Linked DNA regions of Homo sapiens: region 1 is linked to region 2. A link is an interaction called in ENCODE POLR2A ChIA-PET data of the cell type or tissue named here. Cell type or tissue: OCI-LY7. All regions are shown on one strand.

Region 1 (5,000 bases), 54 kb before region 2:
AAATGTCTTTTGCCCATTTTCTAATTGGATTTAAAAATTTTTACTGTTGAGTTTTTCACAGTTCCTAATATTTTCTAGACAGTAAGTCTTTATTGGGTATGTGGTTTGCACATATTTTCTTCTAATTTATAGCTTGTCTATTCATCCTCTTTCAGAGTCTTCCTCAGAGTAGAAGTTTTAAACTTTGATGCAGTCCAGTGTATGGATCCTTTCCTTTATATTCTTGCTTTTATTGTCAAGTCTTAAAACTCTTTGCTTATCCTTTGATCCTGAAGATTTTTCTTTTCCTTTTTTCCTAAAAGCTTTATATTTCATATTTAAGTCCATGATCCATTTTGAGATAAATTTTTTATAAGATATGAAACTTAGGTCAAAGTTTTTCTTTGTGTGTGTGTGCGTGCATGTGTGTGTGTGTGTGTGTGTGTGTGTGTGCACGTTCCTGTATATGTCCAGTTGTTTTAGCACCACTTATGGAAAAGACTATTCTTTCTCCATTAAATTGTTCTTGTACCTTTGTCCAAAATCAGTTTACTGTACTTAAATGGGTCTGTTTTGGGTTTCTCTATTCCTCAATTGATTTAATGTCTGTTCCTCTACCAAGATCAAAAAGTCTTGATTACTGTAGCTATTCTTTTTCAAAATTGCTTAAGATAAAATAGTACCTGTGTTTTTTCATATAAATTTTATAATAACCTCATCTGTGTTTACAGAAAATCTTTCCGGTGTTTTGATAAGAATTGTGTTAAACCAGGATATTGGTTTTGGGAATTTTTTTTTTAAGTACTTTGTTGAGTCTTTCTCTTCATGAAGAGGTTTGTCTCTCCGTTTATTTAGATCTTGTTTGATCTCTTTTATCATTTTGTAGTTTTCAGCATACAAGTCCTATATGAATTAGATTTATAACTATCACTTTTGGGGGGCACTTGAAATGGTATTGTATTTCTAATTTAGATTTTACATGCATATTGTTAGTATACAGAATACAACTTATTTTCAAATGTTGTTTTTTGTATCCTGTAACCTTGATAAATGGAGTTATTAGTTTGAGGAACTTATTTGTAGTTCTTTGAAATTTTCTGTATAGACAATTATGTCATTTGCAAATGAGGACAGATTTATTTCTTCCTATCTGATATCTATGCTTTTTAAATTTCCTTTTCTTGGCTAATTGCACTGAGTAGAACTTCTCATGCGGTGTGAACTAAGAGTGGTGAGAGTGAATATCCTTGTCTTGTTCCTGATATTTGGGGAAAAATGCATTCAGTCTTTTGCTGTTTAGTACAATGTTAGCTGTAGGATTTTTCTCTATGTTCTTTATCAAATTGAAGTAGTTCCTTTCTATTCCTAGTTTTCTGAGATTTTTTTTATCATGAATGGATGTAGAATTTTGCCAAATGCTTTTTCTGTGTTAATTGATATAATTATTAGGTTTTTCTTTTATAGCCTATTAATACGGTAGAGTACATTGCTTGATTTTCAGATATTGAACCATTCTTGCAAGCCTGGAAAAAGTTCTATTTAGTCAATGTGTATAATTCTTTGTATGTATCGCTCAATTTTATTTACTTATATTTTGTTAAGGACTTTTGCATCTGTACTTACGAGAAATACTGGTCTGTAATTTTCTTTTTGTAATGGTTTTATTATGAGGATATTACTGGCTCCATAAAATGATTTAAAAGTGTTCACTCCTTATTTGTTTGCTGGAAGAGATTATGTATAATTGGTTTTCATTCTTCTTTAAACATTGTGTGGAATTCTGTAGTGGAAACCCATCTGGGTCTGGAAACGTCTTTTTTAGATATTGTTAATTTAAGAAATTAAATTTTCTTAATTTAAGTTATTGGGCTACTTAAATTACTGTTTTTCATATTTGGTGGGTTCTGGTAGTTTTTCTTTGTAAGGAAGTGGTCCACTTCATCTAAGTTGTCAAATTTAAGTGTGCAGAACTGTTGATAGTATTCTTTATTGACTTCTTGATGTCTGTATAGTTATATTCCTTGTTTCATCCCTGATATTGATAATAATGTCTGTGTCTTTTTTCTGTGTCAGTCATACTAGATGTTTGTCAATTTTATTGATTTTTTTCAAAGAACAAGTTTTGTGTTCCATTGATTTTTCTCTCTTGTTTTCCTGTTTTCAACTTATTTTTTTCTATTCTGTTATCTTAATTATTTCTTCCATCTGCAAGCTAGAAAACCAGGAAAGCTGGAGAGTGTAGTTCAGTCTGACTCTGAAGGCCTGAGAATGAGGGGTCCAGTGGCGTAAATCTCTTTTCAAGACTGAAGGCCTGAGAACCACAAGGGCTGATGTTCCATCTCCAAGGGCAGGAGATTTGGATGTCCCAGCTCAAACAGAGAGTAAATTTCTCCTTCCTCTGCCTTTTTGTTCTGTTTGGGTCTCAATGGATTGAATGAGGTCCACGTGCCCAAATAGGGCATCTTCTTTAATAAGTCTACCAATTCAAATGCTATTCTCTTCCAGAAACATACTCACAGACATACCAAAAAATAATGTTTTACCAGCTCTTTAAGTTGACACATAAATTTAACAATCACATGTATCTTTTTTTAATTTTTGCTGCCTATATTGTTTTATTTAAAGAGAGTTTCTTATGGATAGCATAGAGTTGATTCATTTTTACAAGTTACTGTATCATTGCTCTTTCTTCTGTCCTAGTGACTTAAGATCCTTTCTTTTAGCTATTTTTTTTTAAAAATAGAACTTCCTTTAGCCATTCTTTTAGGGTAGTTCTCCCAGTAACTATTTATTTATTTATTTATTTTTATATGAGGTTGTCTTGATTACCTGTTGCTTACTGAGGAATGTTTGCACTTGATGTAGAATTTTGGTTGACAGTTTCTTTTGTCTTTTTCTTTCTTTCTTTTCTTTTTCTTTCAAGCCATTGAAAAATGTTGTTCTCTTTCTTCTGGCCTTCAGGGTTTCTCATGAGACATCCACTATCCTTCTTTTGTCTAGATGTCATGACTTCTTTCTCCCTGGCTGCTTCCAGATTTTTTTGCTATCTTTAGCAAAGTTTAACTATGATGTGTCTTGGTGTGGGTATCTTTGAGCTTATTCTGTTTTGTATTATCATAGCTTTTTGAATCTGTAGGTGTTGTTTTTGCCAAATTTGAGAATTTTCACCCATCATTTCTTCATGTACTTTTAAAGCCCTATTTTCCTTTTCCTCTCTCTCTGGGACTCTGAAGACACAATTGTTAGATCTTTGGTTATAATCCCACAGATACCTGATACTCTGTTTTTTGTTGTTGTTTTGTTTGTTTGTTTTGTTTTTCAGTCTCTTTTTTTCTCTTTTGTTTAGATGAGTAATTTTAGTTGTTCTTTCAGTTCACTGATTCTTTACTCTCCTCCACCTGGTCTTGAGCCCATCCGTTGAATTTTTTTAATTGTTTTTTTTTTATTTTTATTTTTTTGAGGTGGAGTCTGCTCGGTCCCCCAGGCTGGAGTACAGTGGCATGATCTCGGCTCACTGCAACCTCTGCCTCCTGGGTTCAAGCAATTCTCGGGTCTCAGCCTCCCAAGTAGCTGGGATTACATGCGTGCGCTACCATGCCCAGCTAATTTTTGTATTTTTAGTAGAGACAGGGTTTCACCATGTTGGCCAGGCTGGTCTTGAACTCCTGACCTCAGGTGATCCGCCCACCAAAGTGCTCTGATTACAGGCTTGAACCATCTCGCCCAGCTGATTTTTAAAAAAAATGCATTTTACTCTGGTAAAGATGTATTTAATGAAATTTACCATGTTAACGGTTATTAAGTATACAGTTCAATACTGTTAAATATATTCACATTGCTGTGAAACACATATCCAGAAGTTTTCCATCTTGCAAATCTGAAACTCTTTACCCATTGAACAACTCCATTTTCCTTGCTCCTCTCAGCCCCTGGTAGCCACCAGTCTACTTTCTGTTTCTCTGAATTTGACTACTGTGGATACCTTATGAATATGGAATATACAGTATTTATCTTTTTGGCACTGGCTTATTTCACTTCATAATATCCTCAAGTTTCATCCATGTTGTAGCATGTGACAAGATTCCTTCCTTTCTAAGGCTATATAATATTCCATTGTATGAATATACGGCATACTGTTTGTCCATTCATCCATTGGACATTTGAGTTGCTTCCACCTCTTGGCTATTGTGAATAGTGATGCTATAAGACCCTGCTTTTAGTTCTTTTTGGTATGTATGTAGAAGTGGGATTGTTGGATCATATGGTAGTTCTGTGTTAAATTTTTTGAGGAACCTCCATAGTGTTTTCTATAGCAGTTGCACCATTTTACAATCCCACCATTAGTGCACAAGTGTTCTAATTTCTCCACATCCTCTTCAATACTTGTTCTCTGTTTTTCTTGATAGTAGCAATCTCAATAGATCTGAGGGGATAATGCATTTCTCTAATGATTAGTGATGTTGAGAATCTTTGTTGGCTACCTGTGTATTATCTTTGGAGAAATTTCTATTCAAACTTTTTTTCATTTTTTAATCAGTTATTTGTTTTTCATTGTTTGGTTGCAGAAGTTCTTTACATATTCTGGATTTTAACCTTTTTTCGGGCATATGGTTTGGAAACATTTTTTCCCATTCCATAGGTTTCTTTTTCACTCTGTTGATTGTGTCCTTTGATGAACAAAAGTTTTTAAGTTTGATGTAGTTCCATCTGTCTGTTTTTGCTTTTGTTACCTGTGCTTTTGTTGTCACATCCAAGAAAGATTGTCAAATCCAATGTCATGAAGCTTTTCCTCAATGTTTTCTTCTAGCAGTTTTGTGATTTTATACTTTTATGTCTTACATTTAGGTCTTTATCCATGTTGAGTTAATTTTTGTATATGGTGTAAAGGGTCCAGTTTTATTCTTTTGCATGTGAGCGTCCAGTTTTCCCACACCATTTGTTGAATAAACTATCTTTCTCCATTGAACGGCTTTGACACCTTTGTCAAAGATTGTTTAACCATGTATGTGAAGGTTTATTTC
Region 2 (5,000 bases):
TTAATAGGATGCTGAAGGAGCTGAGGCAGTGCTGAAGGATGTTAAAAGCACACACAGTGGAGAGCTTATTGTTGTTCCAAGGCCTAATTGGAGATCTAGGTTGGCATTTCCTACAGCTTTCAAAGTGTACAACTAAAAGACTATCCTAAGAAGATGAGATAGTTTCTGAACTAGGCACGAAAAGCTGTAAGGAGTGTCACCTCCCAGTGCCCTCTGGCCTATTTTTCTCACTGATGGATTGCTTTGTTATCTGCTGCCAGACCCCTTAATGTGCTGGCTCAGCCTTCACAGGGATTAGTCACAGAAGATGGGCGCTGCAGCTGCAGGTCTGGCTCCAGAGGCTTTGGGTGGTACCTACTACTACTTACTTAGCCCTTAGCCAGATATTCCCTAGAAGGGAAAACGCTCCTTAGTTTCACTGAGGATCTGGCCTCATGAGCAGACACTAGTTCTAATAATACTCTTTACCTTCTTTGTAGCTCCCAGCCATTGTCTTCTACCTTCCCTTGCCTAGCTTTAGTCACTGCCAGCAGCTATTTCTAGGCTGTTGGCACTTTGAAGTGGAATTGGGCAGACAGAGGTGAGAGCAGGCTGTGAGTTCCCTCTCTGGAGGTTGGCTCCTTACAGCACACATGGGAGGCAGTGCTGAAGGATGTTAAAAAGCACACACAGAGGAAGAGCTTACTTGTTGTTCCAAGGCCTAATTGGAGATCTAGGTTGGCATTTCCTATAGCTTGGCATGGAACGATTTGAATGTTTGTGGATGGTGCTTGCCTCATACCTTGCCAACTCAAATTTTGGGCAGATCAGCTTCTGTGAGTTTTGTCTCGACAAGTTGGGAAAGTTTCCTAACTTTAGATGACTGTGTGAATCTTTGAGGAGCTTGATAGTTAGCAGGTGAGGGCTGCTATTTTGAAGGAAATAGACATTAATATATTCTTCTTTAATATATCTGAATGGGTATACATATGTGCTCCTTTGTTTCTTGTAAATGGGCAGTACAGGAGGGAGAAACTGAAGGAGAGGACTTGGTCAGGAGATAAACCCCCACAGATGCCAAGATGTTGGCTTGTTGAAGCTTATTCGTGGTTAGTTTTACTGTGATACTATGTGCAGATGGTTCCTAAGTTATAATGGTTTGACTTATGATTTTTTAGTTTTATGATAGTTTTGGTGCAAAATCATTTTTTTTTTTACGTTTAGTACAGTATCCAATAAAGTGTGACATATTCAGTACTTTATTATAAAATAGGCTTTATGTTAGATTATTTTGCCCATCTGTAGGCTAATGTAAGTGTTCTGAGCCCATTTAAGGTATGCTCGGCTAAGGTCAGGTGTATCAGATGCTTTTTTGACTTTTGATATTTTCAACTAACAATGGGCTTATTGGGATATAACCCCATGATAAGTCTAGGAGCATCTGTATTTGTCTGTGAATTACTTAGGGACTCTTTTGATGTCTTCGTTTTGGAAACTCTCTGTTGTTGGTTTTTGTTATTTTAGCCTTGTCGGGTTTTCCTCATACTGGTCTAACTGCTAGTATCTTTTATTGGCCCCTCTTTCTTGGATATCCTTTACATGTTTATATTTGTTAGTGTTTCTTCCTTGACTTGTCTCACTTCTCGTGTTTCCTTGGGTTTGCCTCCATTACTAAGTCTTCATCCAGCCCCTATGTCATTGGTTCTCAAAGTGTGGTCCCCAGACCAGCAGCAGCAGCATCACCTGGGAACTTGCTGGAAATGCCTGAACTAAACTTAAGACACTATATAAAACAGGAAAAGGCATTTTACATTTTGATACACATTGTCAAAAACATTGTACTGGTTTCATGGTATGCATTATAAGGCATAAAGTAGATCAAGCCTATGTTCCTAATGCATACATTTCTATTGACCTCAGAGAGTGAACTATCATATAATAGAAATAGGATTATCATTAGTTTAATGAATGAGAAAGACTCTTCATGTTTGTTCTTTACCTAATCTATGCAGTTTAAACCTAGATCGACCTCAGGGAAATATGGGAAATTGTGTTCTCTTCTGGCTTGTTTAAGTACAAGGAACTCAGACCCACTCTAATTTGCTTTAAGTGTTTTTTTTTGTTTGTTTTGAACAGTAAGAAACTATTTAGGGTGGAGAACTTTATTTCAGTAAGGCCTCATGTGAAGTGGAATTAAGACAGTCATAATGTCCTTTTGTGGCTTGATCTTGATGAGGTGATAGGCTTCTGCACACATTCATCAACTGTTCATATTCTTTCCCGCTCTGTCCGCCCCCCCCACCCTCATCTTGCTTGCACACACGTGCATACTTTTGCATGCTCTCTGACTCTCTCTCTTCTTCCCTCTCCTTCCTGCCAACACAGCTGTATTCATCTTCATTTCTTTTTCACCTGGCTTCCTCCCTCTCTGCTCTGTGTCTTTTCAGGTCCCTCCCAAGTTTAGTTCACGCATTACTCATTCTATGAACCTCTTAAACTTCGTGCATTCTATCTTTTATCCCTATTACTATGTCACCCTGGCAGTTTCATAATGCAGATTTCTGAGTAGGAGTCCCAGTGGGACAGAACCTGGCCACTTGATGGCAGGTCCAGTGTCCTGGTCGATTCCCTTAGAAAGTGCTGTGCAGAGGACTGTTACTTTTTCTTATAGATCATTCTATGTTTTAAGTATTAAATGAAGCCTCAGCTCCAGCATAGCGTTTCTGACAGGCTGACTCACTTCACATTTAATGATTGTATCCAGCATCTTGTCTCTACTCTCCAGCAATGCAGCTCCTTCTTCTGGTGTCGTCACTTCTATGGACATATCCTGTGGATGTTCCCATCCACCTGAGCCCAAAACCTCTGTGCTTGTTTGTTCCTCCTCCTCCTTAGCCCTCACATCTCTTCAATATTTTTCTCTCTCTTTACTATTACTTAATGCTACTGCCATATTGCTTCTTGACTAGATTTTAATAATCTTCTGATTTCAATCTGTTACTTTGTCTCAGTCAGAATAACCTACTTCCCCTTTCACATGAAATACTTATCTACCCTGAGGAATATCCCTCAAGGCTCTCTATTGCCTGCGAATTGAGAATAGACTCCTCTGCTGAAGATTCACGGTCTTCAGCAGTATGCCCCCTACTTGGTTCTTTTACTCCAAACACTGTACTCTAGCTACATAGGACTACTGAGTAATACTCCTCAAAGGCTCCCTCTCTTGGGTACTTGTAAAGTGCCCTTTAGCTGTGTAGCAGAGAATAGGACAGGAGTGCACACTCTGGGGCTAGACTGACGGGCTGGAATCTCAGCCCAGCTTGAAAACTTTGAGCATTTGTTATTTTATCTTTCTGTGCCTCATTTTTCTCAACTGTAAAATGGAAACAGTGATAGTATCTGCCTTGTGGGTTGTTTTAAGAGTTAAATATGGAGCACTCAGAGCAGTGCCAGACACACAGCAAATCCTCAGGTCTTTCCAGGGATACTTTTTTTTTTTTTTTTTTTTAATATTCTCCATTAGACGTGATGTTTCTGTCTCTGCGATGTGGTAATTTTTTCTGTTTTTTATTTTTAAGGGTACCTATCACAGTCTGCTTCCCCCTTTTCAGATTATTTGTGGATTTCAGATGTTCACCTGTTTTTCTTTGAGCTCCTTGAGTATGGAGATGGTATTTTATTGAAACTTATATTATGACATACGGAGCTCAATAAACATTTGTTGAATTGGATTATATCCAAAAGATGCTTCTGCTAAAATACTGTAGTAACTTCCATCTGTCCCATGAATGTTCGTGTTCTGAGACAATAATGTAATTCTTAAAACTAGGTTTTAAACCTTAAAAGTGAAAGAAAGTGAATACTTTGCGGTTGTCATATAGATGTACTGCTACTCAAGTATAGTAAGTATATTGGTGAAATATTTAGAAAAAAACAACTAGTTGTGAATCTGAATCAGAGATCAGCAAACTTTTTGCTACAGAGGGAAAAATATTAAATATGTTCAACTTTGCTGGTCATATTATCTGTGTTGGATCTGTTTACCACAGCAATCGTAATATGAAAAATATGTAAATGGTTGAGTTCCAGTAAAACTTTATTTACAAAAACAGGTGGACTATAATTTACCAACCTCTGGCCTGTGTCATTACTGTGCAAACCACACATCATTTTAGAAGCTGTTTGTTGCAAAAGCTCCAGGTGCTGCCACATCCAAAGATACACACCTGCATGTCTTCTCATTAGGTATAAGGAAACCTTTCCAGAAAATCTCAGCAGATTACTCACAAGTTCAGTGGCCCAAAGTTGTATCACATTCTCACACTTCAAACCAGTTACTGATGATGGAATGAGACTACCATGATTGGCCCAAATACACCAGGAATCACAGGTGTTGTTGTGGATAAGGCCTCCCTATCTGCATCACGTGACCATGTTGATGAGGGCATTTCCTTGTGAAGTGAAAACCATTGAATTGTACAATGAATGTGATACAGCATGGGCTGCCACAGTCCAGTTGTCACCTACTCTTCTGTTGTTCTTCTGAACATCATCATAATGTCACATTTGACAGGTGTGAGGTTTCTTTGTTAAAGCTCAGACTTATTTTAAATTAATATTCTTATCACATGAATAGACCCGTGGTAATGATGTAATGACCTTGGAGGGGCAGGCCAGTTTTCCGCTGTGAAGCATAAAGTTTCCCATATGACATCCTTGGGCTACTCATTTTGGTATTCTCAGATATGCAAAACAGAGAAAACAACAGGCTTCCCACTTCAGAATTCACCATATACCCTTCTCCTTCTTGAAAGGGAGAAACCAATTAGACAAGGACTAGCCTTCTCTTATACTTAATAAAGGCAGGTGAGTTGAGCCTCTTAGTATTTGTCATACACTATGGATTAAACCAGTTTATGGCCCATGTCATTGTACCCAAAACTCTGGTGTATAATAGTAAAACGTTCATAGTTTTCAAATTAGACTTAGAGCTTCTTGGTCTCACTTTAGAATATTTTGAC

Evidence for each region. Peaks named below come from ENCODE experiments on the same cell type or tissue, not always from the same donor. Only the 100,000 strongest peaks of a DNase experiment are listed, where the experiment ranks them.
Region 1: POLR2A ChIA-PET joins it to region 2 with 6 read pairs; 6 of 35 experiments call an interaction of 5 or more read pairs at or near these places.

What each region holds. Positions count from the first base shown.
Region 1 is chr7:69,972,270-69,977,269 of GRCh38, forward strand. All of the region lies in intron 2 of AUTS2 (activator of transcription and developmental regulator AUTS2), which reads left to right. Among named protein-coding and RNA genes, the nearest start is that of AUTS2, 380 kb to the left of the region's middle. In OCI-LY7, no CTCF peak of the experiment used is centred here; no DNase peak of the experiment used is centred here.
Region 2 is chr7:70,025,794-70,030,793 of GRCh38, forward strand. All of the region lies in intron 2 of AUTS2 (activator of transcription and developmental regulator AUTS2), which reads left to right. Among named protein-coding and RNA genes, the nearest start is that of AUTS2, 430 kb to the left of the region's middle. In OCI-LY7, no CTCF peak of the experiment used is centred here; DNase peaks (open chromatin) are centred at 2,318, 3,138, 4,308 and 4,418; H3K4me3 peaks cover 1,034 bases; H3K27ac peaks cover 2,221 bases.